3 separate regions of the Mus musculus genome follow, and all the other regions are linked to region 3. The links are chromatin loops, found by intact Hi-C in ENCODE. Cell type or tissue: gastrocnemius. All regions are shown on one strand. Region 1 overlaps Stc2 (stanniocalcin 2). Region 2 has its middle 3.5 kb from the start of Stc2. Region 3 has its middle 25 kb from the start of Gm35063.

Evidence for each region. Peaks named below come from ENCODE experiments on the same cell type or tissue, not always from the same donor. Only the 100,000 strongest peaks of a DNase experiment are listed, where the experiment ranks them.
Region 1: it touches region 3 in a loop (3.0-fold over the local background); 9 of 42 quality-filtered maps call a loop at or near these places.
Region 2: a loop joins it to region 3, with 4 times the contacts of the local background. A loop is called at or near these places in 9 of 42 quality-filtered maps.

Annotation. Positions count from the first base shown.
Region 1 is chr11:31,363,692-31,368,691 of GRCm38, forward strand. It overlaps Stc2 (stanniocalcin 2), which reads right to left. Exons shown (of 4, transcript NM_011491.3): 2 at 4,035-4,177; 3 at 1,641-1,852. Among named protein-coding and RNA genes, the nearest start is that of Stc2, 3.9 kb to the right of the region's middle. In gastrocnemius, no CTCF peak of the experiment used is centred here; DNase peaks (open chromatin) are centred at 2,467 and 4,832; H3K4me3 peaks cover 580 bases; H3K27ac peaks cover 430 bases.
Region 2 is chr11:31,371,012-31,376,011 of GRCm38, forward strand. No RefSeq gene overlaps it. Among named protein-coding and RNA genes, the nearest start is that of Stc2, 3.5 kb to the left of the region's middle. In gastrocnemius, a CTCF peak has its summit at 2,665 (motif pointing left); DNase peaks (open chromatin) are centred at 584, 2,655 and 4,827; H3K4me3 peaks cover 526 bases; H3K27ac peaks cover 40 bases.
Region 3 is chr11:31,590,537-31,595,536 of GRCm38, forward strand. No RefSeq gene overlaps it. Among named protein-coding and RNA genes, the nearest start is that of Gm35063, 25 kb to the right of the region's middle. In gastrocnemius, no CTCF peak of the experiment used is centred here; no DNase peak of the experiment used is centred here; H3K27ac peaks cover 1,771 bases.

The DNA.
Region 1 (5,000 bases), 230 kb before region 3:
CATCCCGACTTACTCTTCAGATGCAGTTTCAGTCATACAGTGCTTGTGGATTCAACTAGCCAACCCCAGAGCACTGTTTCCAGAGACTGCTTGGCTCTGTGCTGAAGCAGACTTTTTTCTTGACACTATTTCCCAAGCACTGTAGACTAACATCTTGCAGCAATTGTGTTGTCTTTAGGTATTATCACTCATCCAGAGTAGATGGGAGGATGCTAAGTCATATGCAAATACGTCACTGGTATAGCTAAGGCTTTCTCATCCATGGATGTTGATGTCAGGGAGGGCCTTGAAGCGTCCATCCCCAGTGCATAGCCAGAGAAGACTGCATTTCCATTCCCCAGGCTTCAAGGTAGGAATCAAATCTCACAAGTAAGAAACAAGCTCTTAGTGTCACCAGCCTTCTCTATGGAATGGAGATGCTACCTTCAATCTTGTAGTTAGTTTGGAAAGACAAACGTGGTAATCCATGGGATATCCCATAGACAAGGTCCTGGCACACCAAAGAGAAATCCAAGACAATTACAATTGCTGCTGCTATTACATCATTGCTTTGTAAATATTCGGGAAAATAAAAATATGTTGTAAAGTGTTAAATGGGGTTCTAAAACCATGCAAGATATTTTTCTTTTGAAAAGAGCAGTTTGCAGAATTTCACCATGAATAATTCAATATTGTACCAAGCAAGGTGTTGCAATCTTCTAACGACCATATAAAGTGGGCAGATAGGAGGGGGCTTCTGATAGAACCTAGGCATTAGTGTGGTGAAGGCAGGGAATATGTTGGTGACATAACTGGGAGGTTGTCCCTAAAGTTGTGCTGATTTGGCCCAATGAGTCACTTTGGAAAGACAGGCATTGCTACAGAGGGGGCAGTGACTGGCACTGGTCTGCTCAATGGTGGCTTCCCTTTTGATCTGTATCTGTCTTTGGGGCCTATAGGCCAGATTTCATGTTAGAAACAATGGTGTAGTCTGCTCTAATGCCCTGCAAAATCCAGGATCCTACAGTTGGGGCAAGTTTCAAAGAATGAGAGTTTTTGGCTTTATCACTGAATTGTGACTTTTAAAATCCAATTTAGCATGCATGTTTCTGATGTTTGTTTTGTGCTTTCTTCAGAAGTAGAGAAGGGGAAGGGGAGTCTCTGAAAGACGAAAAGGCTGCGGATCAAATTGGAACATTTAAGAGTGTAAATGTTGTAGCCACACTGCCTGGACGCCAGACCCTAGCTTTGCTTTTCCCTGTGTGTCATTCACCTCAGCAGGCTCAGTTTTCTCATCTGTGAATTGGGGATATAAAGAGTTGTTGTGAGGGCTGGGTAACATCCTTGGCAAAGCATCTAGCAAACAAAACCAGGTACCAGCTGTCTATACTGACACCCATGAGCTACTTGGACCACACAGCAACCAGTTGGGACTTGGCTAGGGGCAGAGTGGAAAATAATCATCTGTTTCTGTTTGTGGGAATTTCAAATCTGATGATCTTCTGGGGGGCTTTCTAGCTTTCTGGAGCATTCCCCCAACTGTATCTACCAGGAGGTAGTTTACTTCCAGAAATAGCATCCTTGAACATACTTCCAGCCCTCAGGACCCCACTGCCAGGCAGCCCTTCCTCCCGTTCTCCTGGGGATGGGACGCTACTCACTCATGCAGCAGGAGATCCTTGAAATGAATCATCTCCACAATCACACCGACGTTCTCCTGGGCTGCGGAGCACAGGTCATGCTTCAGATAGCATTCCCTCTGCAACTGGAAAACCATTTCCCTAATTGCTGGACACTTCCTGCTGATGCAGCCAAATTTATGACGCAGGGCATGGGCCTTGCACCTCAGGGCATCCTTGATGAATGACTTTCCCTGGAGATGGAGGACAAAGAAGGGAGGGGCCAAAGGAGAGCTCGTCACTAGCCAGGATGACACTTGCCAGTCTCAGGCTTGCACAGGAGTCTTTGATCTCAGAGTCCCAAGGTTCCACTCGAATGGATGTACTTCCAGGTGAGAGGCTATATGGGAGCTACATCCAAAAGTGACATGACACCTCCCCAAACCCCGTGCATCAGGCTAGAGTGGATGTGAGGTTGATACACTAGCAGATCTCTGTCTCCCCATCCCAGTTACTCTTCTGGTTTCCTGAAATGGGGGCTTCCTCCAGGCAGCTGGGTGGAGGCTGCCCGGTAGCAAATTCTCTGGAACCCCAGGGGATTGGACCATAACTCCTTGGCTAGTATTAGCGAGAGCACACTTCTCTTTTGCTCTCCATCCATGGAGGCCATGATCTTGGAACCTTGCATTTCTGTTCTAGGTCTCATTGTCTTATCTGTTCCTCTTGTGCTTCCAGGAGAAACATCCTTTGCTTTTAAACTGCTGGGATTATAGTTTCTAAAAGGTCCACCTGGCATGTAGCGTGGCAGCTTGTGAGTGGGAAAGGAAGCATCCTCCCAGCCAGGCACACATGTGACCCACAGTTTGCTTTCCTGGCAACCCCAGCAGACTGAGCCAAGGCCAGAAAGGAGACAGCTTCCGGGAAATGGGGGCAAGCTCCTGCCTCCACTCCTAACAACCTGGCCTAGAGACATTGTTGGGTGACCAGCCATGAATCTCCCTTCAGTTACTATGGTGATGGGCCATCTGAAGAGGTGAGCCCTGGTTTTTGTTTTTGCTTGTTTGTTTCTTTAGAAGCAGATCTGGAAATCACTGAGTTGAGAAAGCAAACCAGGTTAGGTTGGAAGTAGGAAGCCAACCAGCATATTTATTTTGGTTTTCTCTTTAGATAGGACTACAGACAGTGGAAACCCACGTAGCATACACACCCTTCCTGTGGCCCCTGTTTCTTTTATTTGGCTGGAGCCAAATGGAATGGAGGGCAGGGCTTGGCTCTTTCTTAAGTAGCTGTGTGCTGAGAAGTGACTTGGAAGGGTTGGTTGAAAACACAAGCAATGACCTCTGTGAGGGCTGTGACAAGCCCTCTTGTATTCTCTGACATCCGGTGGGAAGGCCCAAGACATACTCCTCTCTTTGGGATTTCCTATGGTGTGTGTCCTAGCTCCAGGGGGTTGGGGGGAATCTTTTTATGGAGTCTTGAGGAGTTCAAAGTTCTCTCCCTTTCCTCCTGGTTTCTGTTTCCCATTCTGCTACCTCACATCCTCCACAGTTTAGGCTGCAGGGGCTATCACATCCCTTTCTGGTGGACAGACCTTGCTTGTCAGGCTGTCCACAAGGTGTCTGTGGATGGTGACTGGTGACTTTTATAAAATCATATCTCAACTGTTGACCTCTTCCGAACTTCGTCATCATGCTCCAGTGAAATAAAAGAGGAAGTGCATGAGATAAAACAGGGTGTTTCAACGGGGCTGAGAGCCAGGGCACAAAATGAAGACAATCCTAATGCCACAAAGCCATCTAAACACACATTTGGGCCTTCTGTGACAGAACCATCAACTTGCTTATTGGTTCTCTGCCCTGGGCAGCAACTCAGCTCTACCTTGATATATCTGAGGTGGATTCAGCTATGACTGTAAGGCAAGGGAGGTTCGGTCATGGTTTTGACTTTTCAGATTGGAAGAGGAGACTCTGTTCCCTTCTCTTTGGAGACTGTGAATTGTCTAGGCTTCCTGCCTCTGTGTGTGTGTGTGTGTGTGTGTGTGTGTGTGTGTGTGTGTGTGTGTGTGTGTGTATACATATGCATATATCAGAAGAACCTTTGCTACCTATACCTAGGATCTCTACCACTTCAGCCCTTTCTTCCTAATGTATTGGGTTTGAGGAATGGGTTCACTTTTATCACTGGCTTTGGTGTCCAGTCTGCTCTGCCTGTGTGGTTATAGCATGAGAATGCAGAAAAGGATTTGGCTTAATGGCACTCCGGAGAGCAGAGCAATGGGGGAACGTGGAGCTACTGGCGCCCAGCTGCATACCTGCAAACACCAGACTCTCTCAAGCAACTTAAACCCAGGAAATCTGCTCACAAGTCTATCCAAGCCAATATTTCAACCACACTATACCAACCCAGAATATTTTTCATTCTCTATGTTCTTTTTACCTGGGCATCGAATTTTCCAGCGTTGTGCAGAAACGTCATGCAAATCCCATGTAAACCCTGGATTTCACAAGAGTTGTTCTCGAAACACTCAAACACACCACAGCCCACGTCCCCGGCATTGACCAAACAGTGCTGGATCTCCGCTAAAATGAAAAATTATATACAAAGTTTTCTGCCATGCTAAGTGTTAATAAGGGCTAGAGAAAAAAAAAAGGAGAGAAAAGTGGAGCCAATTTCAGAATCTAAGGAGTGGAAAGAAAATGTCATTATTTTCTAATACATATGAAAAGTATGTGTATTTGTAAAATTAGCCAAAATAAACAAATATAACAATCAGAATTTAGTCTGAGCGTTTTCTTTTCTTCCTTCTATCGTTTCCACTTAATGAAGGTACTTGTGGGACTACTGTTCAAGAGCCCAAAGCACTTCAGCTTTTAAAACCCACAGGGAAAATAAGATTTGAAAATGACCACATTTTATGAATTAAATGTCGTTCTCTACTTGAGGCTGCAGAAGCCACTGCCGTTAAGATCTGGCCATTTCCTTCCTGAACCCAGATGAAAGCGTCCAAGCAACTTCAATTCAGCTTTATGATTCAACACCTAAAAATCAAAACAAGATTCCTATTAAAGCCGTGCCTCCAAACCACCCGCATTAAAAATGCTAGGCCACGGAAGCTGCAGCTGGCACCAGCTTCAGAACGCAGGAGGCAGGTGGGGGCTGGCCTTTCCACCCGCCACCTTTCTCTGGAGGTTCCTTTTAATTAGGGATCCGGTGTGAGATATCACTTAATCCCCTCGAATCCCAGAGGCCCCGAGCCTGCTCCCTCTTCCAAGATGTCCTAATTCGTCAGCCTGAAAGGACAGACAGGGAGCTGTCAGGCTGCGGCAGAGCAGTCTCACGCCTCTCTCGGTTCGCTCAGTTCTACGATTTAAACCAACCGCAAAATTACAATGAGGAAAGTGT
Region 2 (5,000 bases), 220 kb before region 3:
CATTTCCTGGCTGGTGGCCTGGAGGCCCAGGCAGCCTTGGGTCAGGCGGCCACAGACCATCGCGTGCCCAAGAGGCCAGAGCTTGACAGGCAACTTTAGGCGTCTCCAAATACAGTCTTCAATTTTCTCCAAATGCCACTCGGCCCACTTACGGGTTTTGTTTGTTTGTTTGTTTGTTCTACTCTGCAGTCCTCTGATGTAAAATTAAAGCACCCCACCCCCCAAATCTTGGGACCTTCTATTTTTTTCTCCTCTTCTTGGAGCCCCCTCCTTAAGCACCCTGAGAATCAGATCGCCTTCAGCTGCAATCTCCGCTGCTGGAGGAAGCGGGGAGAAAGTTGGGCGCTGCCGGGAGCGTCTTTCCTCCCTGCTGTGTGTGTACGTGTGCACGCTCACGTCTCCCTCGCGCTGGGCCCGGGACAGGAACTGCTGCTCTTGGCCTCATAAACCCGAAGGAGTAATTCGGGGGGCCAGCTTGATTGGGGGAGGGTGGAGAGGCGAGCGTTGCCACCTAGCGCCACATGGCACTCGTCCGGTATTGGCACTCCTTGCCCCTCCCCCGCAGTCCCCACCCTAGTCTTGGAGAACAGGTGAGCCTGGGTACCAACTCTCAACCCCCGTCCTTGCCCGACTTCCCGCTCGCCCGCGCATTCTGCAGTAATGCGCCTGGGAGGTTTCATCACCCACCGCCCGCGGCGACTGCAACCCTGGGCCTCCGAAGCGAGGCCCGCTCTCAGCCTCTTCTGCGCCTACGTGTGACACACCTGGGGGAGGGGTATAGAAATGAGCGCGCAGGTTGTCTTTCCGCAGCTGTTCAGCTTCTCTGGGTGCCAGCTGCCCTCCAGCGAGGGAAATGAGAAGCTGGGGGTCAGGGTGACTGCTGCTTCAGAAAGGAGGAAGGAGCCCTGGGAATGGGCTTTCCAATGGGCAGGACTTCTTGGAGCTTCTGTCTTAGTACCATACAGTTCTCGGCCCCAGGAAATGGTCAGTTTGAATCTCTTAGTCTTCGATGGTAGGAAGAAACTGGCCATTCGTCACTATAATAGCAGTGACTTCCTCATTTATCTTTTGAGGAAAGTGGTGGATATTGGGTATAATGATGGACCATCCTTGCTTGCTTGAATAGTCAATTTAGCTCCCTTTATTAGTTTAGGAGATGAAGACCCTCCTGTACATCCTTCAAAACAAAACAAAACACACAAACGAACAGCATTTTGGTCTGCCCCCACCCTTTAAGGCCGAAAATTTCCTGGGAGAGTCAAGTGGCCCTCAGCCTTAACTTTAGAGCTAGGTAACCTCTCTGTGGCCTCTTTCATGGAACAAAAATATCAGAGAAACAGAATCTGGAGATTCAGGCAGCAGAGGGAAACCACCCACTTTGTTCCATTGTAGAGAGGCCCTGCACCTGCCCTCAGAGGATCTGCATGGTTTGAAAAAAAAAATCATCTTGAGGCTTTAACTTCACATTTCAAAGGAATTTCATGGTTCCCCCTGAACCTACTGCTGCTTTGGAAAGAACACATAGTAGCTAGATGCGTGGTATAAGCACACATGGGTATCCGTTCTTGAAGTTTCATCTCTGGCCAATGCCAAAGCATGCAGACAAAGATGTTCTCCCAGTCCATTTCAACAGGGCTGCAGACAGACTGGGAGGTTTCCTGAGTAATCCTCTAAAGGCCCAGAGCAAATGTTGTGGGGCATGGATCACACTGGTGTCTTTGTTGTAATTTCCCTCTTCTCTGCAGACTCCTTTATCTCCCTCGGGCTGGGTTTGGCAGTTGAGTGGAATGGGCTGGGGACAATAGAGGACGCTTACAAAGCTAGCACTTAAGCACAGGCATCAAACACATTGCAAGGTTGAAAAATTGGTATCTCTCTAACCCTAACATCCACCCTAAGACTTGGAGGAGCAAGAACTGGCCAGCCAGTGCTGCCCTTGGGGCTCCAGTGTCTGTGGACAGGCCTACTTCAGTTTGAGACATATAACTGCTGAGACAGGACTGGTTTGTCTGTGACAGCCAGACTTGCGGGGCGGGACCCCTGCTTTCCCTTTACCAGTTGCCCTCACTCAAGTCCAAGAGTGAAGTGCTTGGGTTGAAAGCTAGAGGAGAGTATTGCCAAGTGGATGCAAGGGGAAGAATGTTTCCATGGAGACAAAACACAAGAAAAGAGGAGGGACACTGTGAGTTTTGTGTTGAGAAGGAGGCTGTCTAGTTTGGTGCTAAAGAGGGAGACGAGGTAAGACTGGGCCACGCTGCCATATCTGCACCCTCTGTGGAAGACCTATCATCTTGATAGGTATCTAAAGATGTGACAAAAGATGCTCTTTGATTGGGTTCTCCTTAGTACTTAGAGGAAGCTGGGGGTGGATGGGTACATTTTGGAACAAGATGAATCTAGTTAGTGGAAAGGAATAGGTTGAACTTTGTGGGTTGTAGTATCTAGAAGGACAGAAGGTATCCTTGCTCCGATGTGAGTAGGTGGGGGTCTAGCAGACAGGCTCATTCTAGCTTGCTGAGGCAGGGATTATAAGTTGACACATGTCTCTAGTCCAGGCTTCTAAAGGGTTCCAGAGCCTGAGAGAGGAACATGGCTCACACTGGGGAGCTCCGCCCACTAAATGTCCCAGCCTATAGGGGCAGGCTGGCTGAGCTTATGGCACCACCTTATGGCCAGAAAGGGTACTGTCTGACCGAGTAGTGGACTCACTTCTAGGCCCTGTAACATTAACTAGGCGTCCCTAAGGTCTGCTCGGTTTCTTCACACCAGCTCGCCTTGGTCAGCCAGTTCTCACAGGGCTATGATTTAACTTCATGCGCACAAAGAAGGACATCTCTCTCAAACATTTCTATTCTCCATCTTTCCTCTGCCCTCCATCGCCTTCTGTGCACTCTGCTTTTTCATACTTGTAAGAAGGAAAACAAGACAAAAAGGGGTGGGGGTTAGAGGTAAAACTGGAAAAAGTGTCAAACTGCTACATTAGGCTCTCCAAATTCTCATAAGCAGAAGTCTCCCTTAAAAAGTCCTGATTCTCCCCCTTGTCCTCATTCATTGGTTGCTTTATTGACCAGGCTTCAGGATTAAAGGTGACGAAGTCTTTCCCATTTGGTTTTGCTTACTAATAAATCTCCAAAATGTTTTCTGTTCTTTTCCCCCCTTAAACCTCAGCTCTCCAACATCCAACTGAAGAAGGCTTTTGGGTCTGGCCTGGAAACCAACCACTTACAATATTTTTTTAAAGCTGGGCATAGTGCTGCATGTCTTTATTCTCAGCTACTTGGGTGTCGGAGACAGGGGGATGGCTTGAGCCCAAAGCTTCTTGGCTAGCCTAAACAATACTATGAGGAGAATACATTCTAAGCTCCCTAACTAGCTTTCAGAGTGCTGGAACAAATTGCTTGTGAGCTGGGCATTTCCTCTGTCTCATCAATTAGTACTATTAGCAGTCAAGCCATCACTGGATTGGCCAGAGATACAAATGATATAGAGGAAACATGTAAAGTCCCTGTAAGGACACTGTAGCCCTTACAGCAGACTTGTTTCCTGGGATAGCATGAGAAGACAGTAACCATCAAGTGTCTTCTGTGGACTGAGCTGTGTTAGGGTTTCATCACAAAGCCCCAACAGGACCCAGAAACCATCACCGTTTCCCTTGGGATGGAGCTTTTTCGTTCTTCTCGTGTGCTAAGACAAACTTTAGGAAAAAAAAAATATATCCCAAACAAGGGGCTGCCTGGCTTTACAGCTGAGGCCAGAGGGACACTTGTTCTGGGAGGAGGTGGTGTCCTTCTTGCTGGTTTTGAAACTTGAGCTTAGAAATGCTGGATTTCTGATGGATGAAGGAAAAGGTTTTTTGTGGGGCTTGTTTTCCAAATGAGCCTGACTTTGGAAATCTTTGGTAAATGATGAAATTGGTTAATGGGATTTAACCCTCATAATGCCTTCAGGAGCCTTTGAGATGTTTCTTCTTTTCCTTCCCCCTCCTCTTCCTCCTCCTCTTCCTCTCCCTCCCCCTCTCCCTCTCCCTCTTCCTCCCTCTCCCTCCCCCTCCCCCTCTCCATCTCCCCCTCTCTCTCTTTCTCTCTCTCTCCCCTTCTCCCTCCCCCTCCCCCTTTCCCTCTCCCCCTCTCTCTCTTTCTCTCTCTCTCTCTCAGCAGTTCTATTCACAAAGAGTGCTACTTCAGGACTTGTCAATTTTTAGAAGTCCTCTGAAGACAACATTAGAAGAAAGGATAGAGTGAAAGTCTATCTTAAAATTATTTGGTAGGACATTTGGCAAGTCTATGTATTCTATGCATAAGTCATAGAATCTTGGTTTAATTTTTATGTCTTTTACATTTTATCATCCTAGGGTTTATTTAATCATTATTCACCAATTACTGTCAATTATGGTAATGATCTCTGAAGTGGGACGCCAAGGAGGGATGATGGAATGATCTGGAAGGATGATGCAGAGAGAAAGAAACTGTTGGTGAGTCATGTAGAGTGCCCCCTCTGTTCTCAGGAAGGTATGACAGACGATGACACCATCTTTGCAGTCTTCAGCTAATGGCCACTGTTCCCCCCCTCCTCCCTTGGACATGCATTTATTTATTTAACTTCTGAGTAAATGGTAGTGTTTATGGGGCATACTTATTTCTTTTGATTTCCATGAATGTAGAATTTCTAATCCTATGTACAAAATGGTCTAGAGGAAGACTGACAGTGGGAGATGCACAATTGTTAGAGATCAATGCAAATGAGATCAATGTAAAAATGGCAGTACTGCACACTGGGAATAACGATGGCACCAAGAGCCATGTGAGCAAGTCCTAGGCTATGAGCCAGCTGGATGCCAACCTAGATGACACTATCCACCTTACGGTTCTGTGAGCAGGCAGAGACAAGGAGCAAGCACCATATTTTCATCCAGTTAGCCATTCAACAGGAACAGTTTTATCATAAAATATTTTACAGCACCAACTTAGAACGTCCCATCTTCCTAACAGAATGGAGGCCAG
Region 3 (5,000 bases):
TTTGCTTCATGGAGGGAGCAATGGTGTCAACTGGCCAGACCCCTCCGAGCTCCCGGCGACTGAACCACCAACCAAAGAGTGCACATGGAGGGATCTATGACTCTGGCTGCATATGTGGCAGAGGATTGCCTTGTTGGATATCAGTGGGAGGAGAGACCCTTGGTCCTGAGGGAGTTCAATGCCTCAAATTAGGGAAATGTCAGGGTGGGAAGACAGAGAGATGAGGGATGGGATAGGAGGTTTCCTAAGGGGAGACCTGGAAAGGGGAAAACATTTGAAACGTAAATAAAGAAAATATCCAGTTAAAAAAAGAAAAAAGAAAGAAAGAAAGAAAAAAGAGTGGTTCTTAAGGATAGGTCATTTTCTTTCAATTTTCCAAGAATTAAAAGATGGGAAACTAAGGAACACATTCCCTAACATGGAGAGGATTGAGTTAGAAATTGATATACTTTTTTTTTAAAAAGCATGTAGAAAAGCCATAAATATTTATGTTAAGCATATTCTTCTAAATAGCTCACAAAACAAAGAAGAAAGTGTTTGGAATATTGAAAAGTGTTCTGACAGGAGCGGGAAATGAAGAGACAGTGTATGAAATGCATGGAAAGTGCCTGAAGCAATTTTAGAAGAAAATCACTTGGGAGGTCTTAAGTGCAGAGCCCAGATGCTGGCTTTCAGATGATCTCTCCTGGCTTCATCCATATGCTCAGAAACTTATAAAAGACAGCTACCTAGGGCTTTAAGCAAGTCTGCTCATTGGCGATTGCCCTCACAGTGTTCCTGTCAGCGCTTCTGTTATAACACGTCTGCTCACTAGCTGGCTCATTCATTAAGACACTAAACGCGTGCTGGTAATGTGGGAAGGGGGAAGCCAGTATATGCATCTCTGCATTGGATCAAGCTAATTCTTCACACAAATATATCAAGTTCAAGGGGGCAGGGAGCTTAGTGAAAGCTGCAGAGCTAGAGAGCTGGGGAAGAAAAGAAGTGTTTGGTTCCAGCTCTTCTCTGCCAGATTTAGAGTTCTTTCTCTCCCCATAAGTCACTTCTCCACACCCTGCATGGGACTAGAACCATTGCCCTTAGGCCCTTGACTGGCTCTTCTGGCACCTGAAAATGACCATCTCTGACCCGCAGGCCCTGTGGCAGAGAATTCTTCTTTGTGCACACAAATGGGGATTTATAAAACTCACCACAAACCCTGGCTAAACACTCTGTCTCTCCGCTGGAGTGCCGATATCCGGAGCAGCAAAGAGCCATGCTGACCACGTCCGGCCCTGAACCTCCGGCCAGGGACCCTGGCCACCACCTCCTAAGGAAGCGCCCGCCTGCCCGGCTCATCTATTTCAAAGTTCTTATGAACACTTCCCCACCAAACCATCTGCCCACCCCAGTGTGATGTTTGCACTGTGTACAATACACGCTGTACTTTTCTGGTGCCCAAAGCAGAGGCGGGGGCTCTTGCCTGTTTGAAGCAGGCAGGAACGCTTGGACCACTTCTCCTCCAAGCCTGTTTGTGTTGGCCTGAGAAAATGGCTCGGAATATTTTTTGACAGAGGCCTCAGAGGTTGAAATTCTGTAGGGTTGCACAGGCATAGTCAGTGCGGGCCCATGCTTCTTGTTGTTTCTGAACCTTTGACAAAATTAGGTGCAGCTGCTGAGCCAAGCAGGAATATTTTATGATGTGCTGACACCTCCAGGAGATACTGCGGGGAGTGCCGGGTGCCCGGTGCCTGCTCAGAAGGACCCGAGTTTATGACTTTTCCTCGGTGTCCCAGGAACGCAGCTGCCTGAGTGCTTGCTGTCCAGGGCAGAAAGAGACACTGAGAGTCACCTTTACTCGGGGCCTGGCCCACCCAGACCCCATTCCTCGAGGTTTTGGCCTCCAAAGGAAGGAGCAGATCGTCTCCTGGCAGTACACTCTGCTCTCTGATGTTGCTGCTGCCAAGAGAGAAGGTCTGGTTCACTTGCTATTGAAGAACCATGAGTTTGTGCACAGACAGAGCCAATGCAAGGTGTGGTTGCTCTGTAGGGTCTGTTGCCTTTGAGCTCTGTGGTCTGGACAAACCACCTTGATTTTCTCTACACTGGAACTAATAACATCTGGTGATCTAAGAGTTGGTTGATCGTGGGCTTAAGTTATACAGGGTGGTGTGCTAAGGTGTTTGTGAGTTCTCAAGAAACTATGGCAGACTCTAGAGAGATAGTCCAGTGGTTAAGAGCACTTTCTGCTCCTTCAGAGGTCCGAGTTCAGTTCCCAGCACACACACACAGTGGCTCCCAACCGTCTGTAACTCTAGTTTCAGAGGATCCCGTGCCCTCCTCTGGACTCTGTGGGTATCAAGCATGTGTATGGTACACATCTGTACATGTAGGCAAGACACACACATAAAATGAAAATACACATTTTTTTAAAAAAAAGAAGAAATTTAGGAAATAGACTTGATTTTATAGAAGAGGAAATGAGACACTAAGCAACTGGGGCACTGATCTAAGGAGAGGCTTAGGGCAAGGTTAAAATCCAGCAGACGGCAGGGGTAACCACTGTACGATGATGCTCTTAAAATTCTCCTGAACTGTTGATACTGCTTATAGAGGCCCAGAAAAGGCTTAAAGTGCAGCTACAATCTCACTAGATCCCTTGACATATGCCTATTTTCAGAATAAAGAAGCCAGGTGAATTGACCACAGCCCCAGCACACAGGACGGAACTGATAGCAATCAGAGGACTCAGCTCCTACCATATACTCGTGCCAGCAGATGGGCTGCCCTCCTGCTTTCCTCGATGCTTTGATAGATTTCATTCTCTCAGACTTAGTAGCAGCCTGCAGGAGCTGAGTGCTAGGATGGTGAAACAGCTCTATGAGATATTCTTGGGCAAGTGAACACGTCTGTTAGACCCTCAGCTCTTTTACCTGCAGAATGGAGGGTTGATGTTCTCAGGGCCGTTGTGAGGCTCCATGAAGCATAGAAAGCACCTCACAGAGCCTTATTGTCCTGTTCCAGAGACCATGGGTAGAGAGAAGGATGAGGGGGGGGAACCAGACTCTCATTATGAAAACATCTTGGGAAACAAAGGGACAGAACCCAAAGTAAAACACAACTGTATTTTGCACAAGCTGGTTCTCCTTGGTCTTGGTGTTCTCTCTGTATCTATTTTGAAACTTCCTTTGACAGATCCTCAGCTTAAAAAAAAAAATGAAACAAGCAGTCCCATCTCCACCCCTCCCCCTGGGAAATATGAGAGATGCTAAGGATGTTGCCGGTGCCCAGCTTCTTAGAAAGGCGGAGTGCTACACTCTCCAGAGCACAGACTGTCCTGTACTCCAAGTGTTCTAGTTGGGGTTTGCTGTGTGTTATGTTTAAGGCACATAATAAACTATATTTATTTTTTTTACTGGAGCCTTAAAAAAATCCTTAAATTGTTATATAGTCCATTGAAATGATCTTAACATTAAAATTCTTTCTGTATCACACGTAAAGGAAAAGAGTTCCTTGCAGAAGTATCTGAGAAGCGATAATTTTATGGGAGCTGAATTCCGCCTTTGGAGCCATATCATGGAAAATTCAACACAAGTAGGCAGTAGAAATATACTGTTCGTGGCAGATCTGGTTTTTGACTGACACAGTAGCCACACTCTTCTTCTTGTCAACACTCTGTTTTTGTTCATAGAGTCAACACACTCAATTTCTGGTGATGTAACACTTTCTTTCCCATTGATGCTCTTGCAATGAGTGTGCTCACATGCTACACCCCAGACAATGAGATGTATGTATCTGTGAAAGCTTTGGAAGACTTCACCTTATTTCTCCCCTGAGCCCTGACATGATGGGTGGCTCCAGAGCTGACATCTTGTCAAGAAGAAGGAAAGGCAGAGAATCAAAGAGAATCCTGACACTACTAAGCTGCTGTGCTAGCTAGCTCCAGCTATACGCCAACATGAAGGGAAAAAAACAAACAACAACAACAACAAAATCAAAAACGAAAACGAAAAAACCCTCCATCCTAGAGGAAGAAGAAAATTGTAGAAGTTGGGTTGACCAGATAAATACATTGCTTTACTATAGATAGCATGAATTGAGGGTCTTGTGAGGAGAGAGGAAACCGTCAAACGTGATCATTCCTCTCCTACTCTGGACCATTTCTGTCCCAAAGGAATAAATGTCTTGTTTTCGCCATTTTATCTGGGCTTTATAATTACTAGGAACCTATAGAATTCCCAACTGAAAAAGCAGAGTGCCAGGAGAATTTTTGAAATAGGGTTTAAAAAAAAAATACCCTCAGGGTAATTTCAGAGGGCTGGAGCTTCCTCCCTGACCATTGTGCTCACACACGTTTTAGTTACCACTCAGCTAAGCAGCCTCTTGTAGAGCAGAGGAACATGGCTGGGAAATGCAGGTCATAAAGTTTAGATGTATCATATACAAGAAGGGAGAAAGGGGTAAGGATGCTCGTGTCATAAACTCATGGCTTTCAGGGGCGAGAACTTGCTGAGATAGCATCAGGTCCCTGTCTTTCCCTTGCTCCTGGTTCCCACTCAGCTTTGACAAGGCACCTCCATTTTTGGTGCCTTCATCAAGCCATCTCATTGACTCTAAATCTCTCAGTGTCTATTCTTCTGTGCTTCACTTGGAGTTTTCCCAAGTGCTGGCTTCTTCGTTCAGCTATTTCCTGATCACTACCATTCCACTGACCTTACGTGCACTGTGCACCCCAGATCTCTACTCCAACATGTTCTCTAGCCCCTGCTCCATTCAACACATTCCTGCTGCCCATGCCCAGAGCTCAGCATGGCTTGTTGATGACAGACTGTAGCTTACCTTCAGATTTCTTTGGAGGCAGGATCCATTTATCTTAGCCATCTCCCCCAAGAACTGTGTATGGTACATGAAGGATAACAGTCAGCTCTTGGAATTCTAAACTTGCGCTTTCCATTGTGTGCCCTGAAACGCCAATGTCCTGGGACAATCTCAGGAACTGTACACCAAAAGCAACTCTATGG